Linked DNA regions of Mus musculus: region 1 is linked to region 2. Evidence: chromatin loops called from intact Hi-C (ENCODE). Cell type or tissue: heart. All regions are shown on one strand. Links, peaks and the distances in the headings refer to the core of each region. The heading gives the core; the rest is flanking DNA.

Region 1 (15,139 bases), core at 3,853-11,852, 800 kb after region 2:
CACTGAGTTATAAGGCAGATTTCTTCTAAGGAACATAAACTGAAAAAGATGTGGACTCTGAAGTCAATATGTGGCTGGGCTGGGCTGGAATCAAATTCTATTTCTAAGGTCTTAGTCCCTGTCTTAGTCCCTTGCCCCTCAGAGCCTTAGCTTCTTATCTCTAGAATGGGGTTGAAGGGATCAAATGAAGCCACAGACATCCTGACCTGAGATAATCCTACATAAAGGACCTTTACAATGTTCTGCCCTCATTTCCCATAATTTTTTTTCCACACAGCAGGCTATTGTATAGTGGGAGAGGCCAATTGTATCAGGTAGTCCTATGGTAGCCTTGAGATAATGTTTAGAAGTAATTTATGGATACAAACTTGCAGTCTTGTTGAGTGCATAGATTTTTCAAAGGGAAGAAAAAAAATGACAGACTCATAATCCATAGTTCTGTGACGTTTTGCATGGAAATAGGTTTGGTAACCCAGACATGCAGAGACATGCAGACACAAGGTAATGGAAAGGATACTATACTATGGTCATGCTTCTGGGGGAATCTCAAACTGTCTTCTTTATATGAATGATAATTAACAGATGCCTTTTGGTTTCCACCGTGTTTGTATCATCCTGATGACTTTGGGGGATAGAAAAATCAACACACCCTATTTCTTGTCCTTCAGACTGAAATGTCAGTGGGGGAGTACTGTATATAGCATATATCACAGGTGACATATGACAGTTACTTTGTCCTGGGTTGCCTAATGGATCTGGATGTGGGACTGAAGCTGTAATAGGGAGGAAGACCAGTAAGAGTATCCTAGAGAATGACCAATGAGGCAGGTCATGTTCCATATGGTCTAAAGCTGGGCATGGATTTCATTAGCTGTGCCCAGTCCCAGACTCTTGTTTGAAGCCAGGTGAAGTTTAGATTCAGCTCAACTAAACCTAGATCCTTATAGATCTCAGAGATGTCTGATGTTGGAAATAAATACCTGTGGCTTAAGCTCCAACTTCTATCTTATTTTAGGCTCTCTCTCTCTCTCTCTCTCTCTCTCTCTCTCTCTCCCTCCCTCCCTCCCTCCCTCCCTCTCTCTCTCTCTCTCTCTCTCTCTCTCTCTCTCTCTCTCTCTCTCTTTCTTTCTGCCTGTGTGTGTGTGTGTGAATCTGATTTGCTATCATTTCCTACCATTTGAGTACCAGAGATTACATTAGGTCATGATGCTTAGATAAGAAATATCCCCTGCAGACACAGGCATTCAAACACTTGGCCCATCGACAGTGATACTGTTTGAGTAGGCTGTGGAACCTGTTGGAGGTGGAGCCTCAGGAGAGAAAGTGGCTCACTGGAGATCAGATCTTGAGGTTTATAACCTGGGCCCACTTCCTATCTGGTCTCTGGTCTCTCTGTTCCTTGAGGTACAAATGAAATGCTCCACCTCCAACAGGGGATATTTCTTATTCAGACAATAATATCTGTAATGTTGAATCTGTGTGACCATACCCAAAGAGGAAAGGGGTTGAAACTCACGGGAAGTGATGCTAACGTGAGCAACAATCACTGACTTGTGGAAAAGTATTATGACTCATCTTAGTAGAAATAAAAGTAGCTTAGATTTGGAGAGGGAATTATTGGTATAGGAAGGAAATGAAGATTGCCTATCCCTGGTCTCAAACTAGTCTCCAGCCTGGTCTTGGAGACTATCACCTAAATTTTTAAAAACCAAACCAGAGGTTTTTTTTGTTTTTTTTTCAAGGATAATAGAAGAAATGTGATTTGGACACAAGTATACTCCATTAGACAAGGGCCAACACTAGAAGAAAAGAATTAAAAATCACTTATCTTTGCATAGTGACAAATTGATGTTGTTACAAACAACAATGGAGGAAAAATGGATGGGGATATAAGAACATGCTCATAAATTATTGCACTAAATTTGCTGTGTATTTTCCAATTGGGAAACTCTTAATATAAAGACAAGACTAAGATGCTGCAAAAAATAAATAAATAAAAGAAATAAAAGGTAATATAACACTTCCCAGTCTAGTATTTAGATTTATTGCCTGGATTTTTATGAGTTTTAAACAGCTTTTTTTTTTGGACATTAAATATTTAGCAGTTAAGAGTTAATTTGTCATTTTAATTTTGAATTGTCTCACATGGCGTAATGTGACAGGAGTTAGAGGAAGGAGTATAGTATGGTTGTGCGGGATTTGTGGGCCAGTGTGTGAAGGAAGGCTGCCAGATTGGAGTATTTTAATGTTGTCAAAAATCTCTTAAACTTGAAACAATGAGATAACGGGTGCTCTCCAAGGTTCACAAAGTCGTCTGGTGTGATAGCTCTGTGGGGCTGGCATTGATATTTTACTCACTCCTCCTGTAGCCAAGAGAGTAAGCTTAAGAGACACCTTCCCACACAGCAGAAAGTCAAGACACTGTGTTGGTTACTTTCCTCCTGCTGTGACAAAATACCAGAAGAAAAGTAACCTAAGGAAGGGAGGACTCATTCTGGCTCACAGTGAGAAGACACAGCCATGGTGGTGGGGGAAGTGCTGGTAGTGAAGTTGTGAGGCAGCTGCCTCATTACACCCATGTTCAGGAAGCAGAGAAAGACAAATGCTGATGTTCAACTTGCCTCTTTTCATTCAGTCTGGGACCCAAGCCCATGGAATAGCACCACCTCTATGCAGGATGGATCCTCCCACCTCAACTAACCCAATGTAGAAACTCCTTCTCAGATGTGAGCAGAGGCTTGTCTCCTAGGTAACTCTGGATACTGTCATCTGGCATATTAACCACTGCAGGCACCAAAGCTAGTCTCACATGGCTAGCAAAATAAGGACCATTGCTGCGGCTGGGAGACTATGGCATGACAGCTGGTTCCCTCTGCACTTCTCTTAAGTATTCACAGTGGAAATAAAGTAGAGAGACCCTAGAAAGGAATGCCATGAAAGAAAATGAGGAAAAATATTTTGCTCATATTAGGTTCTGAACAATCTCAACACCCTGTCTCCCAATCTGTTCTTCTATGGTGCCCCAGCTTCCTGTGCTCTTTCTCCAGGTTTCCTAAATCCTGTCCCAGTTCCAGCACTGGATATCCAGGATTAGGTCTTCTTTAAGATTTCAGAAGAGAGATGATATGTGCTTTAAAATTATTGTAATTTATTATACTTTCCATGAGCTATGTGAACACTAAGCCCATGCTTTTAGTATAGCATTTCATTCAAAAACTCTGAATTCTTTGAGTTGAGAGAGCATGAGTTTATTTATTTCATAGGAAAAAAACAAAACAAAACAAAAACACCTGAGGCACGCTAAGCTAAATACCATCCCCAAAGTCATAGAAAGAAAAAAACTAAATTAGATATTAGAACTCATGTCTGCCGTCCCTAAAGTCCTTAACAGCTCTTTTATTAAAGTTGGTCTTAATGATTATCTGGAGGACATGCTTAAAAGAAGCTGTTTGGGTTGAGAGCATCACAGGGCCAACTTGATTTTTTACTTGAATTTCCAATCATTGTCCCATCCAATGTCTTCATTTGTTGCACACATAGGAATGCATGATGGGAACATAGTGAAGGAGGAACGGTTTCTGTGGTAGTAAAGGAGATGTTTTCTGTGACAAAGACTTAATCCAGACAATGTTATCACAATTAGGGCATATCCTGAAGGCATTCTAAACTCTCAGCTGACAATGAGGTCCAAATGTGGAGTGCCGGCTGGCATTCTTCATCAATTATCTTCTGAATCACGCAGTTTGACATGTCCAGTCTAGGAATCACCACCATAAAGTCTACTGAGACTTTTGCAAGGGAAAGTCTCCCACATTTGTCTTTGTAACTTGGTACATCTTCTAATTCAATGCTTATTCCAGAGCAGATTCACAAAAGTGTCTGTTGAGAGAATTAATTGGGAGGGAGTAAACATGGATCCGGTTTAGGAGATAACCTTCTAAGATAAAGACAATCAAATCAATAAGGAGTGTTGTCCAGGTTGGTATACCCAATTCCAATTCTTCATGGCTCAGATGATCATTGCTGAAAATGGCCGGTCAGTCCTCCACATTAGAACCTTTGTCAGCTGTAACCCCACTTTATGAGAAGTCTCTTCATGTAGACCAGATGTTTCAGATCCTCAAGTAGATCTGAGTGTAGTAAGGATGCCTTCCTGTGACCTGTTTTCCATGTCTAGGATCAGTCTCTGTTCATGAGCAACTATGGTCCTGAGGCTCCAGTCACCGTGAGGGGAAGGCTTTCAGAGATGCTCACCCAAATACTTTCAGTAATCTTCATCATTGTAAGAATGGCATGGGGGTTAGCACCCCAGTTTGAGTCAGCGCTCACCAGTAAGAATGACATGGGGACCAATACCCCAGCATGGCCCAGCTCTTGTTACATAGTTGGAATCCTAGGGGATCTGCCCTCAGTTGCTTAGTATATTCCAGAGCAGTTTGAGTTAAACCAGTCTGAGCTCTGCAAACACAGGTTTCTTAGCAACAACGAGGACACATTACCATGGGTCAGGTCCCCTCCTTGTCAAATCAACACTTGACGCTCTGTCTGGCTTCCTGTTGAGAGTGAGCATGCCCTCTTTACTAGACTCAGGAGTGTGCAGCCATCAAAAACAATACTGGTACATCAACACCTCAGCTTATGTCTTTGCATCTTCCACAGCTTGTTGGCTATTTATAGCAGGTATACTGCCCGAAGATGGTTTTGAGGGGCTGGAGGCACTAGGCAGTCTTTGTCTAACTCTTGTTTCTTTGTTGGAATTATCTCTTTCTATCTTTGTGTCCTGATGATGGATGCTGTGATGTGTCACCCAGAGTGAAGGAATTGCTGCCCAGCTGCTGGGAGCCTTAGGCAACTTGCCAGCACCCTTTGGGAAATTACTAAAGATTGTCATACAGCCCAAGGTCATACTCCCTTCCCAAATTGGTCTGCATCTAACAATTGATTAGTGGGGAGTTTAGAGTCACAACACCCAATTGGGAGAGTTCTTCACAGCTCCCTATAGAATTAGCTAAGATGCCATTGATCTGAGTCACAGACCAATGCTGCCAAATTCTACCTTCAGAAACTCCTTACATTTCTCTTATGTCTATTCTAAGAGAACCCTAGTAAAACGTCTGACTTCCTCAGGAGTATAACCTGCCATGGTCCTCAAACTCCAGATTTTAGGCTGGTGAGTGTGGTATTGGGAGGCAGAGAAATTGACTTTCATGGCTAAGCTGCTGATCACACACCATCAGGGTATACTCCAAAGGGTGTGCTGGGTGGATGATATCACCCCACCTTCTGTATTGATGCCTGACACACCATCACTGTGGCCAAATAGCTGACAAAAAACAACCAGAGGAAGTAAGGGTTGTAAGTCCAGAGGAATACAGTCCCCTATGATAGAGAAGATATGGCAGTGGGAGCAGCTTTCAGCTTGATCCATGATCCTACTAAGAAAAAAAAAATAGATCTAACTTTTTCCTTCCTCCTTTTTCATTCAGTCCAAGACTTGGGGTTACCAACATTCAGGTCTTTTGCCCTCAGTTCATCCTGTCTAATTAGAAATAATCAGATTCACCCAAAGGTGTGTTTCATTAATACCCTAGACACTTTCTAATCCAATCAAACTCCACCATCAAATACATCTTTTTTTTTTTTTGATAAGTGTGCTCCAGCGAATTCAAGCTCCTTTCAATCCTTTTTGTTAACTTTGAATTTATTTACATATAGTATGAGTCTTCACTGAAATTTGAAAATGTAGTTTGGCTTTGTTTCTAAGTCAGGTCATTTTGACAGTTAGCACTCTTATCTGTAGCTGACAAAGCACAGGCCTGAAGCACCTGGAGGAAGAATGAAGACACCTTCACATCTGTTACCACCACGTTATAGCTTGGGACCCTCCAGCTTTCTGATGTCGTCAAATCTTCTCAGGTAGGATGGGGTTGATCAGTCCTTGCATTAACTCTCCCCCTCCCCAATTATAGTGCAAGTTACAGACAGGCTTCCTTTCTGAAGGGAAAGAGAAGCTGAAATTAATGATATCTTGAAATATTTTTAAATTCCATGTGCTTAAGAAAGTATAGTTTAGTTAATTCACAAGTAAGTAAGAAAGAAGCTTGCAGTCTCACCCCCAAACACTGATTCTTCTGTTGATTTTAATAAGAACCCAAGAAAAGCCCCTTGACATCTGTCTGCCTTAGAGCCTTTTTATCTGTTGGGGACAAATAGGGATATCAAACTGGCTTGTGTGATGGGGGTGGGGGGGCACTCTTTTTTAGATTGTCAGATTTTCAGAACTGGAGATCGTGTAAGAAAGATGCAGCACTTGGCACACAAGACATATCGCTTACTGCAGATTCCAAACACAGCAATGACGGGGAAGTCTTTCAAGTGTCAGATCTGCAACTGCGGGTTTAACTGCTGCCTTGGATCTATGCTTTTCTCTAAGAAAAGCAAATTCACCTGCCCTTCAATGTCTAGTACAAGCAGGAAAATGAAGGGGCTTGTTACAAAACTGGAGGGTTTTGGTTGTTTTTTAAAAAAAAATCTTTTCTCCAAATGGCAGAAAATTGGCACAAACACCCATAATTTCCATAAAGAAAGTGATGGCGTTGGAGGTAGAGGGATGGAGTGGCAAAAGGCAAGGCAGAAGCTGCACTACTCAGGGATGCACTCCAGCTTCCCGACAGGGTACAACAAGGACCTCACTCCTGATCCCTCAGAAGCAGAATGGCCAATATCTGACTTATCTATCACTCTGCTGCTGTGAGGATGTATTTGAGCAAAATAATCTTCCCATGACATATTCACCTCGCCTAAACAAAGCGAGTGATGGGCAGTGAATTCCGGATGTCGGTGGTTCCCTGATGCTCTTACTTCTCTCTGCATTTGCTTCACCTTTGATGGCCCAGGGTATGGACAGCATCCTGAGATGGCTCACTGCTCTTCTCTCTTCCCCATTTGTCTTAGTCAGGGTTTCTATTCCTGCACAAACATCATGACCAAGAGGCAAATTGGAGAGGAAAGGGTTTATTCAGCTTACATTTCCACATTGCTGTTCATCACTGAAAGAAGTCAGGACTGGAACTCAAGTAGGTCAGGGAGCAGGAGCTGATGCAGAGGCCATGGAGGGATGTTCTTTACTGGCTTGCTTCCCCTGGCTTGCTCAGCCTGCTCTCTTATAGAACCAAGACTACCAGCCCAGAGATGGTCCCACCCACAACGGGCCTTTCCCCCTTGATCACTAATTGAGAAAATGCCTTACAGTTGGATCTCATGGAGGCATTTCCTCAACTGAAGCTCCTTTCTCTGTGATAACTCCAGCTGTGCCAAGTTGACACACAAAACCAGCCAGTATACCCTTCTTTTCCTCCTTTCCATGTTTATTTCTCCCTGCAATTAAAACGGTTTTCTCTCAGGGTGAGATATATGGCATATATTTAAAAGCAGTAGAATCTTATTTTCTCTCCAGATGTTGCATAAGTACCAAATACAATCAGAGTTGTCGACTTGGAACTATGATAAGGGCCTTTCTAAGGGTCCCAGGAAAGAGACGAGAGTATAACGTGAAGATTCTTACCATCTGCCACACAAGCACGTTAATAACTTTCTCTGTCTTGAAACAATGTGGCTGGCTCAGAAGTGTCCCACACTGCCACTGCTATCTCTTGTCCTCTGCCTTCTCATCCCTCTCCACGTCTTTCTTTATTTCTCATATTTTTCTGTTCTTATCCTCTTCCCCTTCCTCCCATCATCTTCCCCTCCTCCCCCTGCATCCCTTTTCCTCTATTTCTTCTTTACTCCTCCTCCGGTCCTCTCCTCTTCCTCTCTCCATCGCTTACTTCTGTTTCTATCCCTCTCCTCTTTTCCTGTCCACCACGTCTTCTTCTCTTCATGCTCCTTTCCTCATTCAATTTTCATTTTCAAGGAAAAATTCCTGGTCATGGACTGACCAGCAAAGATGTGGGAAGATGCCATAGATCCTGAACCCAATTCAGTCCATAGAGTCCAAGGAGACACGTTCTACCTGCCAAGCAGCACTAAGTGTACACTCACCAATTGTAAGCAAGCCAAGGCCTCGGGGGTGGGTAATCAAGCAACGTCATGGCAGTGATTTAACACTTGGAAAGTCTTTTGCATTAGAGAGAAGAAATGACAGAAAGAATAGTAACTCCATCATATCTACACAATGTTTTCTTAAAAGCTTGAAGCAAGGTAATTATTATCACACATGTATGAGTTAAAAGGGGCAGCGTTTTCTAGTCTGAAAAGATATATATGGTTTACTAAGTCAACCAGGACAAGGCAGGCTAAGTCCAGTTGGTATCAAGGCTTTCCAAATACAGGGCTGTGTTCCATCCAGAGCACGAAACACAAGGATCCCCCAGGGGACGTTCAGCCGGCAGGAATCTGAGCAGCCAGCAGCAGGAGAAGTCAGTACAGCAGAATGAATCACAGCCTGGGGCCAAAACTTAACTCAGTCCTAGCTCAGCTGCTTTGACAGCTCTTCAGCAGAGGATAGCAGGCATCGCGCTACCACTCTAGGACCAGGATTTCAGCACAGCAGCGGTGGACAGTTCCCTACACACTTCTCTGGCTTCTGTTCAACATCCCTCAGAAGGGACTCGGAAGCCGCCTGCAGGTGAGACCTGGAAATACAGAGGCCGTAATAAGCTCAGCCATTCATAAGTGAGTCAAGGCCTCAGCAGGAACAGAGAGCAACCCCCAAGACTTGCTTCACTCTTTCTCAGAGAAGCTCAAGGAGTAAGGACCAGCCACCCACAGCAGTCTCCAGTCATTAAAACAAAACATTCCTTAGCTATTTATTGGTTTTCCTCCCTACCTTCCATTCCTGGTTTCCCAGATACGTTCCCCCCCCACCACCACCACCACCACCAAATCACTCCCTGGATTCAAGTTAATCTCCAGATTTGTTTTTAATGCAATTCAAGCCTAACCCAGTCTCTTCTCCTTCGCTTCTCCACATCTCTCACTCATTTGATGGGTCTGTTGAGTCATACAGAATATTAGACACTACCAGCCCCACCTTCAATTGCTTTCAAGAGACACCCCCCCCCCATGGCTCATTCAATGTCCTTGTAACAGCAGTAAAATTTGCTAATGACTGGTTCATGTCTCTGTTGTCTGCATCTCCACATTGAGGATGCTCTGAGCTGGCCTTATTACTGCCCAGCATTTTAAATAGCTCCCCCTGTCTGTACCCTTAGACCATCATTGGCCAACTTGTTCTTTTTTGAGCTAGACAGTCACTAGTCAGGCTTTGCAGCCATGACTCGTCTATGGTATACTGTAGTAAACATGGGTGATATAGAAATGTATGATTAAGGCTGTGTTCCACCAAGGCTTTAACAATGGATTGGACTCTGAAATTCATCCCATTTACACGGACCACAGAATACTCTTTTGCATCAATTCAGTGATTAAATAACTGTTTCGGATGTAAAGGAATAATCAGGGTAGATTGCTGGGTCTTGACCTAAATCTTGAGCTCTCCAAACAAAGAATGCTTTCTCCAAGCATCTCACTGTCATTGCTGGGCATGGTGCCCAGCACACAGAGCATTCTTAGCACAGAATAGGTGGCTAAGCAAGAGGAGCAAAGGGTACTCCCTACTTGCTTCCAGAAAGGCACTCACCTGCTGAGCCTCACAGTCATCTCTCCATGAAGTGTCATGAAGACAGGCTCTTCCTACATGTAGTGTCCCTCTGCCTGCTTGAGTATCTCTCTCTGTGCCCCAGTCTCTCTGATAAGCACTTGATTTGTGGGTCTGAGTTCACGGCCAGTAGCATAAAACCGCCCTCTTCCCAGCCTGGTTTCTAGAATTCTTCAGGAAACATTTGGCAATGGTTAGCCATCTGAATTTGTGTGTGGAGAACAGGATTATGGGTAACAGGTGTTTCTGCTGATTCTGCCAGAAGAAGACTGTTCCAACCAGCTGAAACTTGAAAGCGTTGTTATTGAAATCATTCACACACACACACACACACACACACACACACACACACACTCCAGGGGAAAATAATGCATGGTTACAATCTGATCAAGCAATATTCCTAGCTGCTGTTCTATAAGCTTCGAGGACATTCCCTTAGATGACTTCCCCATTGATTTCATCCACACTGAAAGGATAACCATCTGCAGACTCAGCCTAAAGGATTTATCACTTCCTGGTTCTGGTGCTAAAACAACTGCCCACCACTGATAAGATCAGGAGACTGGTTTAACAAATTGAACTTTAATATGATTTTCCTAAGAAAATTTATCATCCCCAGATACCCCATGGCATGCTGAAACAGCCTCTGCAGGAGATGAAGGGATAAGAAAGCCCCGTAACAGCATGGCCTTTGGGCTCAGCGATGCTCTGATCCATGCATTAAGATTGTATGGGTACATGTGTGCCCCTGTGGGAGCTCCCAGGGAAGTGTGGTGACTTGGGAAGAGAAGTGTGACCCACACACATCAATGACCATTTCAGGGAAGGACTGAACAGAAAGGAGCCCTTGAGTCCCCTGCTCCCTGTCTGAGTCTTCTGTCACACCCGTGGGTAATCTGGTACCCCAGAACCAAGCCACTGGGCCTTTGTCACCCTCCCACCATGGAAACTTGTTTCCAGAGAGAACATCGGATGAAATACTCATGCTGAATGCTGCAGCCTGGAATAATCATAATGTAAAGTACTGACTGTTGGACTCTTCCTGTCAGAATGCCAGTCCAGGCAGGCCAGGATGTGTACCTGTCATGACGTGTTACAGTTTTCTTAAAATAGCCAATGAGTAAGTGACACACATTTAGTTACAGAAACACTGCCATAGAACACACTACAGAGCACATAGAGAGGGAATAAAAAGCTCAGATAAACCTTTGCAGAAGGCCTGATGCACATTGGCCCACACATACCCTGATGATTGTACTTGCAGACATGCTTGTTTTAACAAATACAGTATTTTTAAAGTGCCTAGAAGAGTGTTCATAGGAACAAGATATGATTTTTTTTGTCATTTTCTTAACCAAGCAAACATAAATAAAACAAATGAAAAGCTGACAAACTTTCATAGATGGCGAGGAGAAGGGAGAGAAGGAAGTCCGACTCAGGAAGGGAGAGAGGGATGTCTGTCTGTCCCAGCATCCCTCTCCTGTCTGAGGAGCACCCACATTTTCCCTTTACTCTCTCAGTTCTTCCAAATTGGGGGTGTTTTTTTTCAATTTAAGCTCATAACTGCTGTTTATTGGCAGCAAGATCTCTCAGTCCCAGAGTGCTAGGGTTGGGAAGGGCCACAGCCCCGTGCACTTTGGGAATCCCTGAGCTACTGCTGCTATATTTTAACAGATTTCAGCTAAACAAATGCCTCTCTGAAGGCATCACCTGGAGACACTGAATGAGACAAAGTTAATCCCTCCAGTCTCACTGACTACATAAACATCTCCCACGGAAGATCAGGTCACGGAAGATCGGGTCACCTTGGTGTTGACTCCCTTCCTCAGATGGCCACTGTTGATGACCCAGATATAAAACAATAAGAAAGACGAAGGCCATGGCTTCAAAGTGTGAGCCTGTTTTGTGCTTCTCATTGTAATGAAGAGCTGTTTTGTCATCACCTAAGCAGCCTCATCCTAGAAAAGGGTTGGTGTCTTCCTGCCCCTGTTTTGTTAGGGAGGGACTTTTCTGTCTTTTCCAACCTGCAACTGACAAAGCAGAGACTCAGATCCAGGCCTGTCTCGGTCACACATTCCCTGTATGAGGCATTGTGCTGAAGGGTTTGCATGTTGTCTCTAAGTCTTGCCACAGATGGGAAGGGGCATTGGTATCCCTTTTTTTCTAGTTGGGACTGGTGCAAGGTTAGAACTCTTAGTGATGGAGCTGCTATTTAAAGTGGGGATGTTCTGGCTCTTGCAGCGTGCCTTCTTGCTGTTCCGGAATTGTGGGTCCTTTTCATTTTCTCCTTTAATTTTTAAAATATTTTTTCAGATTTTTCTAAAATAAGCATGTATAACACTAAAATGTTGTCTTTTATAGCCTTTTAATTACAAAAGGAACACACGGAATGAGGGCTTACTATGAAACATGGAACACTGTGGATATTGAATTACTGCTATAATGGGTAGAAGAGATTATAAAATGGTGTTATTGCATATTTAGCTTTACTTTTATTTCTGCTATTGCTAGCAATTCTTTCAGAGTGAGGTGAGGTAAGTCTGGGTCAAGACTCCTCTTTTTCACACAAAGATCCTGGCAAAGAGTGCAAATGGTGGCCATCGTTAGCCTGCACTGAGAGATCAGTAGCCCTCCCTCTCCGTCTGCTCCCGCCAAGTCCACAGAACTGGGGCAGTTAGTGAGGGTTCCAAGAATGCCCCCGAGAGGCAAGCTTCTCTTGACTCTCTTACACAAGCATGGTAGCCTATAGGTTAGTGAGCACTCAGAGCTGTAGGGGCAGAGCAAAGGCGGAAGTGAGTGCTGGCTGCCACATTTTAAAGGTTGTTTTAGTTACTTTTCTTACTGAGATAAAACACTTGAACAGTTTGGAAGTACAGCCCATCACTTCAAGCAAGAGGTTACGGCAGGATTGTGAGGCAGCTGTCAAACTGCATCTAGAGGCAGTGAGCTAAATACTGGTGTTCGGCTTCATTTCTCCTTTTTATCTTGTCTGGGACCCCAGTTCATTGATGGTACCACCCATGTTCAGAGTAAGCCTTCTTTCTTCAATTAAATCTTCTTGAATCACTCTCATAGACTCAGGCAGAAGTTGTTTCAGCAGTGATTCCAAATCCAATAACAAAGATTATAACCATCGCAAAGACCCTGAGGTCCTGAACTGGACCAGAGCTGACACAGAAGGCATGAGCAAGTGGAGAAGCTGGAATGACTTTAATGAAAGTTCTGCTCACAAATATATGGAAAGTGTTAAAATAAATCAGCAAAGCATGATGGGATAGCCAAGTACCCATGGTAGTGATAGTTAGCAGCCTAGGCCCTGTGAAGCAAGGGCAGAGAATAGTTATAGAAAGCCTGGGGGAGGGGGAGAATAGGGAAAGAGAGGAAGGGAGGGAAAGAATGAATGAGAGGGAGAGAATGACAGAGAGGGAAGGAGGGAGGGGGAAAGAGAATGAGTAAGTGAGAGAATGAGAAAGGAAAAGAGGGAAGGAGGGAGGGAGAATAAGAGAATGTGTGTGTATGAGAGAGAGAGAGAGAGAGAGAGAGAGAGAGAGAAAACTCCCATAACGAGAACCCTGGCTTTAGATAACAACAGTCATCACTGGTCATAGCCAAGCAATACAGGCATTAAAGAACAAACCCTCAGACTGTTCTTCCAATCCTCTGGTTTTCTTCTACTGCCGTTAAAAAAAGAATAAAATTATTTTCTAACGTTCTCCACTATAATAATTTCTACTCTTAATTTAGAGAGTTCAGTACTGCTTCTAGAATCTTCCATGAACATGGAGTATCCCAACACCTATAGATTTCCTCCTATAATGCACCAGCACTCCCACATCCAAAAATCTACCCTGTATTATGTTCTAAGTCTCTGAAGGTCATTACACACAGTGTTGTAGATTATACCCTTTCAAAAACTTCTGCATGGACACAAATGACAAACAACCATCAAGCAATGTTTGAATATTGTGCAATTCTAATCGATATTTATGTGTCAGGAGCCATCATAGAAGAAGCTAATAACTAGCAAGTGATCTTCCTGAGATGAGCTCATTTCCAGTAGGCAAGGCCCAGGATAAATCCATTCTAGGAGAGATTCCTGCTATTAATGTGCTTTTCTTGATATTATTAAACATATATAACAACCACTAGGTATTAGCCCACCTTTTTGAGCAGATCTTTCCAGACCTATGAAGATGTACTATCTTGTAGTTATGCTATCTAGACAAATAGATAATAATTATGTAGAATTACTGATTTGATTCAAATAATTTTGGAAGAAAGTTTTTAGAGATGGTCTTAGTAGAATGATATAATAAAGTTAGAATCAAGAATAGAATGGGCCCACTCCTCAGAATAGTCAGTAAAAGCTACATAATAAGAAATGCAATGAGCTTAACATAAGTACACTAAAAAGAGAAATAGACTTGGGACAAATTTGTGTTCAAGGAAAAACATTTAGGCCAAGGATAAAGTCACAGATGTGCACTATGATAAGGCCAAGCCATGTAAAAACTGTTGCTTTAAAGACACATGTCAATAAGACAAAAGGGCCACCAACAGATTGGGAAAGAATTTTTACCTATCCTAAATCTGATAGGGAACTAATATCCAACATATACTAAGAGCTCAAGAAGCTGAAATCCAGAAAATCAAATAACCCCATTAAAAATGGGGTACGGAGCTAAACAAAGAATTCTCAACTGAGGGATACGGAAGGGCTGAGTAGCACCTGAAAAAATGTTCAACATCCTTAATCAGGGAAATACACATCAAAACAACCTTGAGATTCCACCTCACACCAGTCAGAATGGCTAAGATCAAAAATTCAGGTGACAGCAGATGCTGGCAAGGATGTGGAGAAAGAGGAACACTCCTCCATTGTTGGTGGAATTGCAAGCTTGTAAAACCACTCTGGAAATCAGTCTGGTGGTTCCTCAGAAAATTGGACATAGTACTACCAGAAGATCCAGCAATGCCTCTCCTGGGCATATATCCAGAAGATGTTCCAACTGGTAATAAGGATACATGCTCCACTATGTTCATAGCAGCCTTATTTATAATAGCCAGAAGCTGAAAAGAACCCAGATATCCCTCAACAGAGGAATGGATACAGAAAATGTGGTACATTTACAAGATGGAGTGCTACTCAGCTATTAAAAACAATGAATTTATGAAATTTTTAGGCAAATGGATGGATCTGGAGGATATCATCTTGAGTGAGGTAACCCAATCACAAAAGAAGTCACTAGATATGCACTCACTGATAAGTGGATATTAGTCCAGAAACTTAGAATACCCAAGATACAATTTGAAAAACACAAGAAAATCAAGAAGAAGGAAGACCAACGTGTGGATACTTCATTCCTCCTTAGTATAGGGAACAGAATACCCATGGAAGGAGTTACAGAGACAAAATTTAGAGCTAAGATGAAAGGATGGACCATCCAGAGACTACCCCACCCGGGGATCCATCCCATTAAT
Region 2 (15,139 bases), core at 4,678-12,677:
AAATAAATAACCCCAGGAGCATCAGACAAGTGTGTATTAGCTCGACATCTGCTCCCACTGATGAGCTCTGCTCTGGTCCTTTCCCAACAGCCTCATCAACCTGCTGGGGCGCCAGTCTTTCTGTGGAGCATGAAGACTGCCTTGCATGGATAGATGTGTGCTCAGCTGTGTAGCAAAGAATGGTCTGTTTACCTGGGACAAAGGAGTGATGAATCTGTTAATCTCCCAGGATGGGGCAGGAGGAGAATGCAACTCCTGGGGGGGAAAAAAAAAAAGATAGGGGTCTGTCTGTCTCCTTCAACCTCTTGGTCTTAGGACTACATGATAGCTACACATTGTGGGCCACTCTGGTCCACGTGGCGCCACCTGGCTGCTGGCTGAAAAACTGAGGGTTGCTTTAAGGTGGTAACAGACTGAAAAGCCCCGAACAAGGTGAAATATAGATATAGATGTGGTGTGTGTGTGTGTGTGTGTGTGTGTGTGTGTGTGTGTGTGTATACATCAAAAAGGTGGCAAGTTATCAACCACATGTGCCACATTACTGAAAAACCTATCTCAAGTATCACTAAAAATGGAAGATTCCTCCATCATCCAACTGAATGCCAGGACAGAATCCAAGCCTTCCATGTGCTGTAGCAACTGTCCACGAACATCTTACTCATGAAGCATCTCGTGCAGCATAATGGTGGGTCCCAGTAAAGGTTCCTTACATGCTCCTTCATCCTTCCTTCCTGTCTGTGTATTTTTGACTACAGGGCTTACAGTACTAAAGATATCAGAGTGACTCCAGGCTTGAGTTGACAGTTTTGGCTCCAAACCTGTACTTGGCAATAAGGCCTCTAAAGGTATCACATGCCATTGTGAGGACATCAGTTACTGTCCAGTAACAAATTACTGGAGCCTCTTGGCACTCTGTGCCATCGCATAGACCACTACTTGTATGCTTCCTCTTTCTACTACAATCCTGTAGGTTTCCCTCTCTCCAATCTTAAAAAAAAAAAAAAAAAGCAGGCACCCTGAGAAAGAAATTCTTGGACTTGGCACCAATGAGTGCCTTGGAATTCTTGATCCCTGGAGTATGGCATGTGAATGGCTCACAGTCAGAAAAATCTGTCCCCAAAGACACTGTAGAGAAGAACCCTTCCCTGACTTCAAGTTGTGGGACTGAGAAGGGTGTCCCTGTGCCTGGATGACATCACCAGATGGAGCTGGAATGCACAGATGTAGAAAGCAGGGGGCCCCAGGTTCCAGCAGGGAGGGGATGGCTGGGATATGACAAAGACTCTTTTGACTACTTGTTATCCACCCCCACCCGCAGTTGTGGGGGGCCTAAAGACACACTCAAGTCAGATGGTAACTTCTGACCTCAGCAAGGGAGCGCCTGGAGGAGAAGGAGGAGCTAGAATTGAAGTATCTCAGGGCCTAGCAGGGAAAACAAATACTATGTGTCTATCTATGTGGGACGCTCATTCTGCCCAAAGCCTGTGAATTTAATTGCAGAGAAATGCATTTTAGAATAAGATATTGGAAAGCCATCCTGTCTGTCACTGGGCACAGTGATTACAATTATTTATGCAGCGGTACTATGGTCTGTGTGTTTCACAGCAATTACACTATTGATCTCAGGACTCTGAGGCACTGAGCAAAACCCATTGGCATTGTTGCAGTCCCTGTGGGAATTATTTCTCCCATACTTCAGATGTGAAAACTGAGGCTATCCACTGAGGAAGTCACCAGGGCCATAGGAGTCTATGGCTGAAAGAATCAGTCATCAATGAACTCATATAATATGCAAATGTTATATTAACATATTAATAGCATCATATCCATTTGGCTAGCATTTATTCTACATTGCTGGTGTTAGCTTCTAGGTGTATTAGTCAGGGTTCTCTATGAAGCAATATATATATATAATTTATTGGAATGGTTTATGGGCTGTGCTCCAAGTAGTCCAATAGTGAATGTCTATCAAAGGAAAGTACAAGAATTCAGTAGTTTTTCAGTCCACGAGGCTGGATATCTCAGCTGGTCTTCAGAATACACCATAATCCAGGAGATGTAGACTCTAATGCCAGCAAAGGAATGGAGTTCTCAGCAAGAGCAAGCAGGCAAAGGTTGCCCTTCTTCCGTGTCCTTTATATAGGCTTCCACCAGAAGGTGTCACCCAGATTAAAGGTAGATCTTCCCACCTCAAAAGATCTGGATTGCATATACCCAGAAGATGTTCCAACTTGTAATAAGAACACATGCTCCATTATGTTCATAGCAGCCTTATTTATAATAGCCAGAAGCTGGAAAGAACCCAGATGCCCCTCAACAGAGGAATGGATACAGAAAATGTGGTACATTTACACAATGGAGTACTACTCAGCTATTAAAAACAATGAGTCTATGAAACTCTTAGGCAAATGGATGGATCTGGAGGATATCATCCTGAGTAAAGTAACCCAATCACAAAAGAACACACATGATATGTACTCACTGATAAGTGGATATTAGCCCAGAAACTTAGAATAACCAAGATACAATTTGCAAAACACATGAAACTCAAGAAGAAGGAAAACCAAAGTGTGGATACTTCATTCCTTCTTAGAATGGGGAACAAAATACTCATGAAAGGACTTATAGAGACAAAGTTCAGAGCTGAGATGGAAGGAAGAACCATCCAGAGACTGCCCCACCCGGGGATCCATCCCATAAACAGCCACCAAAACCAGACACTATTGCATATGTCAGCAAGATTTTGCTGACAGGACCCTGATATAGCTGTCTCTTGTGAGGCTATTCCAGTGCCTGGCAAATACAGAAGTGGATGCTTACAGTCATCTATTGGATGGAACACAGGGCCCCCAATGAAGGAGCTTGAGAAAGTACCCAAGGAGCTAAAGGGGTCTGCAACTCTATAGGAGGAACAACAATATGAACTAACCAGTATCCCCCAACCAAAAGCTTGTGTCTCTAGTTGCATATGTAGCAGAGGATGGTCTAATAGGTCATCAATGGGAGGAAAGGTCCTTGGTCTTGCGAAGGTTATATGCCCCAGTACGGGGGAATGCCAGGGCCAGGAAGCAGGAGTGGATGGGTTGGGGAGCAGGGTGGGGGATGGGTATAGGGGACTTTTGGGATAGCATTTGAAATGTAAATGAAGAAAATATCTAATAATAATAATAATAAAAAGATCTGGGTTGCAGGTGTATCTATCTTCCCACTCCAAAAGCCTCAGATTATAAGTGGGACTTCCATTTCAAATGCTGTAACTAAGAAAAGAATCCCTTGTATGTGTGCCCAGCCACTTGGGTTTTAGTCGAGATGTAGTCAAGTGAGCAACGGAGAGTAGCAATCACACTGGGCCTTCCCAAGGTATTAAATAATGTAATGATTTAAATAAGCTATACAAATTCCAATCACCATTCTGCGTAGAACTGGCTGCATGGATTTTTGGGAAATGAGTCAGCTTTTCTGACCTTTGTTTTCCTCACCATGAAACACAAACACCAAGAGAACCGACCGCATTCGGCTGGTGTGAAGAGGTAAGGATAAGGAGATTTTAGCTCAGGACCCAGCACACTATCAGAGTTAAGCTAAAGTTGCTATCACAGGAGATTCCTTGACTCAGACTACATAGCCATAATGTCCTGCTTCCCAGCTGATCACCGTGAAGGAGCTGGGAAAGGTATGCTATACTCTATGCTGTGACATAGATATTTCTGGTAGAACCAAGACACTTGGTTATTTCTTAATCCTAATGGTTTGCAGCAGGCGGCAGCCCTGGACCCTTAGGGCATGTGTTCCATAGTGAAGAAAACACAGGTCAGAGAAGTTGTCTCAGTTCCCAAAAGCCAGGTAGCTTCAATGGGACATGTACTTTATTCACATAAATTTTAAATGGCTCATGGGAAGACATAGTTGTGCAAAGACCTCCTCCACAATGACCAGCGCCTTTGGATTCCAGCGAGTGAGGCATTCTTCTTGGGGTTAAGCATCTTTTAATGTACAAATGCTTTGCTGAAGGAGAGTTACTCTCATGAGAGGGAAGACGGTGGTGAAGAGAGAGACCCCACCCAGGAAGAAAACCTGAGTGTGGCCTAGTCCAGTTGTTGGCAACTCTGCAGCCTTGTCTCAGACTACTCTTTTCTCTAGGAATCATTGCAAAATGATAAGGTTAGATGCTTCCCGAGGTCCAAATTACAAAATTATATACAATAAATATCTATAATTATATATAGCTACATGTAATTATATCACAATAAGCATAAATCTGTCTATCTTTATCATACATAATATACACATAAACTAAATGCATGTGTGTGTGTGTGTGTGTGTGTGTGTGTGTGTGTGTGTAGCAAGGCTAGGAAAAAGGACAACAGAAGCCAAGGTAGATCAGGGTGGGGGTGTAGGAAGCTCTTTTGAAGAATTAAAAAAGTATCTCTGTTTGCACAGATTTTACAGTTTTGCCTAAAACTGTTTCAGGGACTTCTCCACCTCCCCCAAAGCAATGTGAGTTTCAAATTCAAAAACTACACATTCTTCACACACACACACACACACACACACACACACACACACACACACACATGCACACGCACACACAGACACTAACAGTCCTCAGGGTTTACACGTTTCCTGTAGTGGCCTAGGTATAAAACAGAATGGTTTATGCTCTGAGGACTGTGGGTGTGGTTGGTTCCTTTTCTTCCTGTTGATCTTAGGTCTTTGCATATCAGACATTTGGTCTCAAGTCAGTACCTGACACTAGAGGGCTGCTGTCTGCTCCTTTCTGATTTTTTGGGGTCTCCAGAGTGAACCCTAATCAGCAAGAAGGTGGAAGGGAGATGATGGGAGGAGGGATGTAATGAGGGAACAAGGTGAGAGTCAAGAGGTGAGTGAGTCCAGATTTTACAGGCTCCCGAGTTCTCAAACTGCAAAAATGCATCTCTATTAAGCCTTCAAAACACAAGCCCTGTGACGAAACCCTCCCTCTTGGTCCACAGTTTGACCTTTTAACTGGCCTTCTTGATTTCTCATCCCTCAGAGTGGACCCGAGAAAGTCATGATGGAGTAGCTTCCTCCTCAGCCAAACACGACAAAGTTGTGTCATGTCACATAGCCTCCTCCTGGATTTCTATGTATGTGAATATTTCCTCAATCTCCAATGGGCTGCCATCACTTTTTGTGCAGAGTGTATATAAATAAAAGCATCAGGGGCTTGAAGATTATCCGATTCGCCCCTCTCCTATGCGTGCATCTGGAGTCTGTGTACTTCCTCCATGGCTCTCCCCTCCCTAACTTTTCCATTGGCACCCACGATGAGCACTGGAGAGGGCTGGAAATGCAGTGGCATTTCTGTGCCTGGGGTTTGAGGGACAGGACCAGAAGGACTCTTATACTGCTCCACTGTGAATGGGCTCTGGGAGGGTCCTTTATGTAGTCTATTCATTCCTTTACCGAACAGTAAGCATCGACAGTGTGAAATCCTATTTTGGTCCATTAGGAATGGGCTTTGGGGGTCTCTTTTTGCCTGGTTTACATCAGCTGAGCACCTACTGTGTCAAATCCTGATCAGAGACAGGAAGATCTAAAGGGAATTTAGCTGGTCACCTTCCTAGTCTCCTTTTCTAAAATAATTCATTTTCAGGGAGGGGATTTGGAAAACAGTTTCCCATTTGTTTTCCAGTTTGGTTCATGCTGGTATAGTAGGTGAACAGTGAGCATTTGTACATTAAAATGAGCCATAGCACCATGAAGGTAAAGGGGTAGTTCTTCCCCCCCATTTTTAAGATGCTTTTATGAGGCATCTTGTTATAGCAAGAAAAGCAGGGAGTGCACAGCCTAGCACACCAGGTTAGTAACAGAACACACGGCAGTCGTGCTTTATTCCTGTTGTGATAATGTGACTTCAAGCATGAGGGCTGCACCCGGCCAAGCATCACAGGAGAGGACCAGCCTACGGCCATCTGACCCAAGAAATGCCACAGATCAAAGTCCAAGGCGTGATGTCTCCTGAACCCTGGCCACATTCATACCATTGTCAGGTCAAAGTTCTCTAAGTGAGACAATCAGAGCTGGGACTCTCCGTAGTCTCAACTGCACTCTCTCAGGTCTCCCAGTCACGTTTCCATGTTTGCATTGGGGTGATAACACATGTCTTTGCAGCAAGCTGTCTACCTGAAGCTCGGAGTACCTTCCCGTTCTCAACAGAAACTGAATTAATCAATTTAGGCTTCTGGAAAATGGTAGGTTTCTTATTTTAATTTCCCTCTCCCCTGATGGAATGGTGGTGGGGAGTAGAGGCCCTGAACTCTCACAATCTAGTAAGATTTTAAAACACAGATTTAAAACTTCTCTCTAGAGCATTTACTCAACAGTGGTTTCACACCTCCAACTTTGAAGAGGGTTTTCATGTAGAGCACATAGGTGGCCCTTAGAGCCTTGGGGTGAGCCAGCTTTATAAAGAGTCCTTAGGTACCAGCCTTCTAGCAGATGCGTGACAAAAAACTGGATGTGAAATGACTGTACAAACCCCTGTTACCACTGCAGCTCGCCGCCAGGTCTCGTGCACTAAGCCTACTGCCATTACCATGTGGCCTGGACATTCATTTTCCTTTCAACAGGTTCACAAGTAAAGCATTAGAGACTTATCACAGAAAACCCACTCTTTAGTCCTCCGCCTCCCCCTTTGGATCAATGAAAAATTTGCATGAACAAATGAGGTGCTATAAATCTTACCATTTCTCAGACCTAGGTATATACTATTGTGTCGTGTTATATTTAATTAGGCTGCATTGGGTTAAATGTACTGTACTGGAAGAGACTGAACTGGCTTCAATTGGACTGGAGTAGACTAAGTTAGGTTGGGTTAGATTAGGTTGAATTAAGTCGGGTTGAATGGAATTGAATTGGGTTGGCTTTACTGGTCTTTGTGTGAATTAAGCAAGTTTGGATATACCAAGTCTTTCCTGATTGCTTACATTCTGTGGTATCCAATACTCACTCGATAACTCTTGCTGAGCCACAGTGGCCAAGATGAGAGTGGTGAGAACACAGTGGGGCCCCACAAGCAAAGGATAGTGCCACATTGTCTGAACACCAGCTTCGGAGACCCTCCTAGTTGGTCCCTTTCCTTAGCTGGCTCAGGTTGCAACCAATCATCCAAGCTGCTTCAAAAGGGGATAGGGAAGAAAGCCAAAGTCGGGGAGTGAAGAGCCAGAGAGAGCAGGCAGGGCGTGGGGAGGGGTAGGAGCCAGGCAGCTGAGTTTGCATGCCAGCAAGCAATCTCTCAGAGTAGGAGAATCTGACTCCTGGGAAAGACTGTGATCTGTTTTCCCTCCAGACTGGGGTAACTCGGTCAATGAAACTCAATCCTGATTGGTTGTGACATGAGGTCATAGACAGAGGCAGGGCAATGTCAGAAGTTCATCTACATACAACAAGTGGGCTTGCAGGTGTGTGCAAGGAAGGCAGGTAGGCGGGGAGGGCAGAATAGCCCCTGGGGAACTGGCAGCCGTTCTAATCAAACAGGCCAACATGCCTGCCCAGAATTCAGAGCACCCGAGGGGGTCACAGTGAGCTTGACCCTTTGGTAACCCTACTCACTACAGGGGAACTAAGGCACGCGGGGGGTGGGAGGGGGATAAAAAGCAATAGTGCTCCAAATCCAGAGCTTCAGGGGGAGAGATGTCTAATTATTCTGTGCTCTGTTGTTTTGGCTATTGGGGGCTCGATGGAAGGAAGATCAGTGCTCCTCTCCCTGGGGCTGGGAGTCAAGGTTCTAGACCCACTCTCCTCCTATCTCACAGAGGGAGGAGCTCCACAGCTCCCACTAACACCTTTGCTTCTTGGTCTCCCCATCCCAGAAAATAGGAAGGAGGAAGGAACCTTTTAAAGCATCTAGTCATCATCATGAACTTGGCTTTCCCTCTCTCTTCTCTCTCCCATCTCATCTGTCTCTTAAGACAGAAATCTAATACATCTGTGCTCACTATAACAGATAACCCCAGCTGCTGCTGCAGGCTGCACAAGACTGGGGGGAGGGGCCTGGCTAGGGAGGTGTGTAGATGTGCATGTTTAGTATATAAATGGCTACGAATGTGTGCATGCATGCGTACACCCACGTGCCTGTTCATTTGTGGTTTTCTGAAGCTGCTCTTTAAACCCCTGTGGCATCCCCGCTGAATCTTGCATCTCCTCCTGCAGCCAGTAGGTGGCAGAGCTGCAACAGGCCGCTGATTCCAGTCCGATGGCACCAGGGTCAGGACGAGGGAGGGAAGACCTGTCCAGTAAGCTCCCCCTGCCCCAAGGTGTCCTATGGAGCAGAGGTCCTGAGCAAGACGATTTAAAGGAGAGCTAGCCAAAACGCTTTTGAGATCTCTGTATTTCTTGATCTACTCCTTTCTGTCTTCCCTAGGTTTATCTAGAAAGGGAGACTTTTTGTTGGTGGTGATGTTGCTGGCATGTGTTTGTCTGTTTTATTTCTATTTTTGTTTTCCACGACTGAGAAGCATCTGCAGTGCGGTTTTTACACTGACTGGACAACAACACTCTGCCTGTGGAGTTTATGACAGGGCAGCTTCCAGAGGGGTCCCTTCCTTTTGGATTATCACTCATCAGAGCTATAGGGACCTGGGAACTTGAACTTCAAATAAGCACTCCTGGTGGTCAGCTGGCATGCTGAGTCCAGGGAAACACTAATAAGAAAGAAGCCTGTAATATACAGAGCCACCTAGGGCAGTTTTCAGGTCTTGTCATTCCTAACCCTTCAGCCTGCTTCTTTCAGCTACCTGTACCCACACTCCTTCATGCCCCCCGGGGGGGGGCGGGGGGGGCAGGGCTTCAACTCCAAATCTTAATCACCTAGCACTTTCCTCTGGCGCACTCCCAGGGCTATGAGATTCCTGTGCTTCTCCACAGGACTTAAGAGGACTACCTGTCCTCTAAGAAGGTTTTCTCACACTACCAAGAGGAGACCCTGTCACTCCAACCTTGCTCCTGTGCCCCCCTCATGCTCCTGCATTCCTGGCCCCAACGGAGTCAACTGTCCTGGTAAAAAGGTTCCACAGATGCGTGACCCAGAGCTGCGCTGACAGATATAGAACCAGAGCATCTCCCTTCAAAGACAGCATAGCATGAGACCCAAACAAAAGAGTCACCCAAACAAAAGAGCACAACACAGAGAGGCCCCCGAGACCGTGTATACCAGTTTACTCTGACTACACTAAAACAGATGGTTCCAGACTCAGAAAGGCTTTTCTCAAAATACTCAAATTCTGAAGTCTCAAGTCATGGTTCCCGAGAGGTCACATCTCTAAAAAGGCCACTAGAGTCCTCCCCTTCCTACTTCTTGTGACTACTCCTAAGCCCTGCTGTTCCTTGGCTGGTGGCAATGTCCCTTCTTCCCCATGTCATCCGCCTTAATGTCTGCTTCCTTTGGCTTCTGCAGATGCTGCGAGCCTGTCAGATTCCATCCTAGCTTGATTCCACCCATAAAGAGCTTATATCCAAATCAGCCATCGTACATGAACACCAGAAGTTAGGAATTCACCTTTTCTTTTAGGGGACTGCAGTTCAACCCATAGAGGACTAGAAACCAAAGGAGCACGTCTTTCACTTCTTCCCTTCTGTCTGGTGAGAGGGGTGCTGAGATGGAGTCTCAGTAACTTCCCCGCCCTCCACTTCTAAGAGGGTCCAAGTGTTTCTTTTGGTGGATACAGTATGAAAACCACATTCATATACATCCCTCGGGATACCCTAGAAGAATTTAAAGCAAGAAGCTTCAGGATCCCCTGCTAGAGCTTCTGAGTGCTGGCCTGGCCATTTTCCAGTGACCTCTGGGAACTTGACAGACATGGAAACTCTGTGGACTCAGTCAGAAGCTCAGGGAACCTAAACCAGTTAGCATCCTGCACTGGATAATCCTTGATGCTTTATTATACTTGAAGTGATGGTTCCAGTCACAGAAGACATGAGAGTGTCCCCAGCAATAGCCAGCAACCACACATCACTTATTGCCAAAGATCTCCCCCATCCTTCTGTGCTCTGTGGCAGGCACACCTCTCCCGGAGGCCCTTTCATGGCCTCCTGTGAGCAGCTGGAGAATGTTAGCCATCCACTCCTCCCATGATCACAGCCAGCCTCTGTCTCTCCTTACCTGGCTGCCCTCATACATACTTGCCTGTCCTCACCTCCCTCCAGCTCTCTTGACAGAGAGAAAAGCTTGCCAGGGGTTGGCTAAGTTAACTCTGCTCACACGCAAAACAAACCGTTATTTTTTTCCCCTATCTGCCAAGCTGCTGAAGGCAAGAATGTCAAGCCCAGGGTGTGTGTGTGTGAACGTAAGATCTACAGTTATCCTAGCGTGTCTGAGTTCTAAGCAAGCGTTTGTTGTTGTTGGGTTTTGTTTTGTTTTTTAAAACCATGGTCTAATTCCCAGGGAGCTGCCAGTGGCAACCTCTTGGATGTGCTTTATGCCAGTGGTGACAGTCTCTGTACACATTGCCTGATTCAGGGGATGAACAACCACTATGAATAAGAGATGACGGGCCATTCCTGGCATCTGCTTGTGTTTCTGATCCCCTGGAAAGGCAGTTTCCTCCCAGCCATCTTAGATGCTGGTATGTGCCTGTTTGCACATAGAGATGCAGGCAGGCAGGGAGATGGACAAGCAGGGCGTTTGGGAGGACAGGTGTTAGAGCCTGGCAAATGCTCGAGAAATAAAAGCTATTTCGGTGGGGAGGTGAGGAGGGTCACAAAAGTCTTCTGCCGAGAGATACAATGCATGTACTAAGAGTGTAAGTGTATGTGTGTGTATGGGCACACGTGTGTACGGGGATGGGGAGACCCCTAGGACAGCCCCAAGTCCCTGGGAACACTGCCCAGCCTAAACATGAGCAAGAAGGGAAGCTGTGGAAGGAGAAAGGGTGGGGGATATTAATAGTACAGGGTTCCATGCCTCAGAAGAAGGTAGCAGCAAATAGAGGCTCTTGGCAAATTTGAATCCAGTCACAAAGCCAAGAAAAATGGGAGAGTCCTGAGTTAGCGCTGAGCTGTTAAGATATTCTTTAGTTAACTTCCTTAGGACTGGTGTGTTCCTGGGACCCCAAGGGAAGGTCAAGTTGGATAATCACATGTTTCCGTCTTCTAGATCTCAAGCAGAAACCAGGAATCACCATAGTAGAATCATTGTTCAATCAAAATGAACACAGAGGGGAAGGGGTTTCAAAGAGACTGTGTGAGGAAGCTAGACATCTTCACAGGCAGGCACTTTGGTCTGAGACCCAATTTGCATAGAATCTATAAGCCAGACAGACAAGGGCTTGCTTGAGTTTAGCTTCCCTAAAAGGGCTGCCTGCATTATTTCCCTTAAGCCCACATCAGGATGCAAGAGATGTGTGTACCACACAGCAAGAAGGCAGAAGGGAGGGGCAGGGGGAATTGGAGAGACAGCTCAGTGGTTAAGATCAGTACTGCTCTGCATCAAAGTTTGATTCCTAGCACCCAGGTGGACAGCTCACAACTGCCAGCAACTCTTGCCTCAGAGAGAGCTGGTGCCTCTGGCCTCAGAGGGTACCTGCACTTATATGAACATACCCACACCCTCCCCAACAAGACAGATGGGCAGACAGACAGACAGACAGACAGACAGACACACACACACACTTAAAAATCATTTTTAAAAACTAAAGGAAGAGCAGTTGGGTGTCCTGACCACAGCTCCCTCTGAGTGACACTAATGCCATTTCAACCCCCAAAGCACACAGGGCCCCAAAGAAGCAGAGTCTCTCCGGCACCCCTGCTTCAGGAAGCTCTTTGCCTTTACTTCCTAAATGCCTCAGCTGGCATATGTATTTTTAAATAACTGTGGCCTATTCTGTATTATGGACTTAAGAAGTCATTGGGTCACTCTGGAATAAGAAGGGATGCTTAGGAGGAAACGGATGCCACAAAATCCCAAGACTCCGTTTTCTGCAACGTGCAGGGTCATTCAGAATGAGCAGCATAGTCACCCCCCCCCCCATTGCTCTGAGCTGTCTTCGGAAAATGCAAGCAGAAAGACCTTAGGATGAGAAATAGCAGGTTGGAGGTGGGGCCCATTTATATCAATGTATTCTCTGGTGCCGATGGGACACTATGGTGGCATAACGGGAATCCAGGGAGGGAAGATATGGATGGAAGCAGAGACTCATAACTCAGATGGCCACTGAGCTGTGGTCCCTGTGACTTCATCTTGTCTACTCTTTCTTCTCTCCTACCCGACAACATGGCTGTAAATCACCTGTGCCTGCATACTGCTTAGGGCTGATACACGATTCATGGAATCAGAGGCCAGATAACTGCTGGGAACACAAAGCCAAGAAAAATGGGAGAGTCCTGAGTTAGCACTGTAGCTGTTAAGATATTCTTTAGTTAACTTCCTTAGGACTGGTATGCTCCTGGGACCCCAAGGGAAGGTCAAGTTGGCTAATCACATGGGTTCATTCCACAGAAAACAACATCACACGCTTATCTTCTCTCTGCTTCCCATCATCCACATGTCCCTTTCTTTCTTATTACTGTGCCCCTTGGTATTTATCCAAACTTATCAGTGTTAGCAGGGGGGATATGATTGGACGGTAGGCAAAATGAGCATTTACTTAGCTCTTTACAGAGATTAAAGATCTCACAGCATAAGGATGTGGGTGTATTGATGAGGAGTAAAACACCTACCGCTTGATCCATCTGGTCTGACTATGATCTAAAGTGTCCTTGCATTAGCTCCTCCAATCCTGACAGTGACCTGAGGACTTGTCCATTGGAGGGAACAGAAGGAGCCTAAACCACCAACTCCCAACCCAACAGTTGACCTGGCCCTCCTCATATCCATCAATACAATTCATAAACTAATATACAAAACCATTTAACCTTCAAAATTATTTTTGAATTTATCTGAAGGGGTTCTAGAATTCATAGCATGTTTTCAATAGCCAAATCTCATTCCGCTCTTATCTTCATTAGGGTTACTTTTGTGGCCATGAGACACCAGGGCCGGAAGCAACTTGGAGGAAAGGATTTCATTGGCTTACATTTCCTCATCACTATCCATCACTGAAAGAAATCAGAACAAGAACTCAAATGGGACAGGAACCTGGAAGGAGGAGAAGTATTCTTTCCTGGCTTACTCTTCATGGCTTGATCAGCCTGCTTTCTTACAGAACCCAGGACCACCAGCTCTGGGATGATAACACCCACAATGGGCTGGGCCCTCCTCCACCAGTTACTAATTAAGAAAATGCCCCACAGGTTTGGCTACACTCGTATGGAGGCATTTTTGTTTTGTTTTGTTTTGTTTATAGAAGCTTCTTCAGAATGACTTCTAATTTGTGTCAAGTTAGCATAAAACTATCCCACACATGGAAAGATGAGGGGATTTATTCTAGCCATTATAGCAGATACTCTCCAGTGCAAGTCTATTGTCCTCCTGCCTCCCAAGAACTCTATGGTACAGGGTGTCGTTGTGCCAGGCAGTCCTCTGGGAGGATCTCATGGGCCATGGTTGAAGAAGACTCTGCTAACGCAGAGTGGTGACCATGATTAAGTGGTTCTGGAAAAGGACTCAACCCAAGATTGAAAACCCCTTGACGAAATCTACAAGGTTGTCAAGGCAGGAAGACTTCAACTCCACCATCACCATCATTATTGTGGTCATTACTCTTCCGTATCTTGGCAGCTACAGGAAATAAACCCTACCCTCTAAGATAGGATGAGCCCCCTCTCATTGTGGCTCCTCCAAGCACATAGTGATTCCACACAAAACACAAATAAATTCAGGTACAATTAATCGCAACATCCACCAGAGGACCAGTGAGGACCTGGACCACAGTGAGCAACTCTAAGGTAACTAGAGACAGCAAGACAATGGATAACAAGAGTCTACAGACACTTGTATTATCTACAAAGTTACTGGAGAACATTAGACAAGGATATTCGTAGCAAATCCTCTACTGGGATGCTAAGCTCCAAGAAGAAAGTGAGGATAATGGATGGGAAAAGAAGAAGGGAAAGGGGAGCAGAGGAGAAAGCAGAATGGGAGTGAGGAAGGATGGAGGGAGAGAAAGAACCACATGGGAAACGCTGCCTGCTTTGAATCCTTCATAAAATGCCCTAACGGGTCTGCCTTTCCTGCTAACAGCCATTTTTGTTTGTATTTATTCTGTCAGGGTGTACATGCCATGTAATCAGGGTCTTAGTCCATTTTCCCCCAGTGATAGATGATGATAAGTCATGTTGGCTGTTAATAATCTACAATTACCTAACAAATTTTGAGCTTGTAGTACAGCATCATTAATATGTTTAATTTATCGTTACAATTCCTTCAGGTTAATGGTTTGAAAGTATGTTGGAGTTTAATCTGGGCAGTTATTATAAAGTGCTTGTTTCTCGTTAAAATGTAAAACCCGAGATAGTCAAGATTTACTTGGGATAAAATGGCTGGAGTAAATCTTCCCCCCATCTTCCCACGGAGACCGGAATGAGATTTGGCTATTGAAAACACGCTATGAATCCAAGAGCCCCCTTCAGATAAGTTCAAAGTAATTTTGCAGATTAAATGCTTTTCCCCCCCTGGGGCTAATGGGAGTCCTGCCTGAAGCCAGAGTTTGTTCTGGAAGGATTGTATGGGTGCTACAGGGAGGGGGGCAGACAACAGAAAATGGATGAGAACTGAATCGTGCCAAAAATAGAAGCACCGAAGATTCCTGGGAAGGTATTTGAATGGCAGTCAGTGAGTGACAGGAAACAGAATACACTTTATGGGCCTTCCTTATATCATCAGGAAAAGATTACAATCAAGAATTCCCACCCCAACAGATACAGAGCAGAAGGGCCAGGCTCCTTCTCTGCCTAGGTTTTTACTGGGATCTCTGACTGACAGACTCCCACAGCAACACCAGTGGCTACATAGACACTTACTTCAACTTGCCTTTGCTTACAGGGCTGCCCTACCTATCCTTTCTTTTGGTAACTTCTGGCTACACCATGGAGAAGAGAGCAAATCTCACTCAGTGTTCCAGTTTGATTATATAGATGTTCTCAGTGGCTTATTGAGAGTTTAAAAGCTGCCCTGTTGGACATCTGGCAAGATGGCTCAGTGGTTGAGAGCACTTACTAA

What was found. Hi-C counts contacts between places; a loop is a spot of excess contacts. Peaks named below come from ENCODE experiments on the same cell type or tissue, not always from the same donor. Only the 100,000 strongest peaks of a DNase experiment are listed, where the experiment ranks them.
Region 1: a loop joins it to region 2, with 2.4 times the contacts of the local background. A loop is called at or near these places in 8 of 42 quality-filtered maps.

Annotation. Positions count from the first base shown.
Region 1 is chr6:33,118,204-33,133,342 of GRCm38, forward strand. No RefSeq gene overlaps it. Among named protein-coding and RNA genes, the nearest start is that of Gm22321, 37 kb to the left of the region's middle. In heart, for the core only: a CTCF peak has its summit at 8,622; no DNase peak of the experiment used is centred there.
Region 2 is chr6:32,320,091-32,335,229 of GRCm38, forward strand. The region is part of intron 3 of Plxna4 (plexin A4); the gene reads right to left. Among named protein-coding and RNA genes, the nearest start is that of Plxna4os1, 180 kb to the right of the region's middle. In heart, for the core only: CTCF peaks have their summits at 4,760 and 8,196 (motif pointing right); a DNase peak (open chromatin) is centred at 8,191; H3K27ac peaks cover 2,626 bases.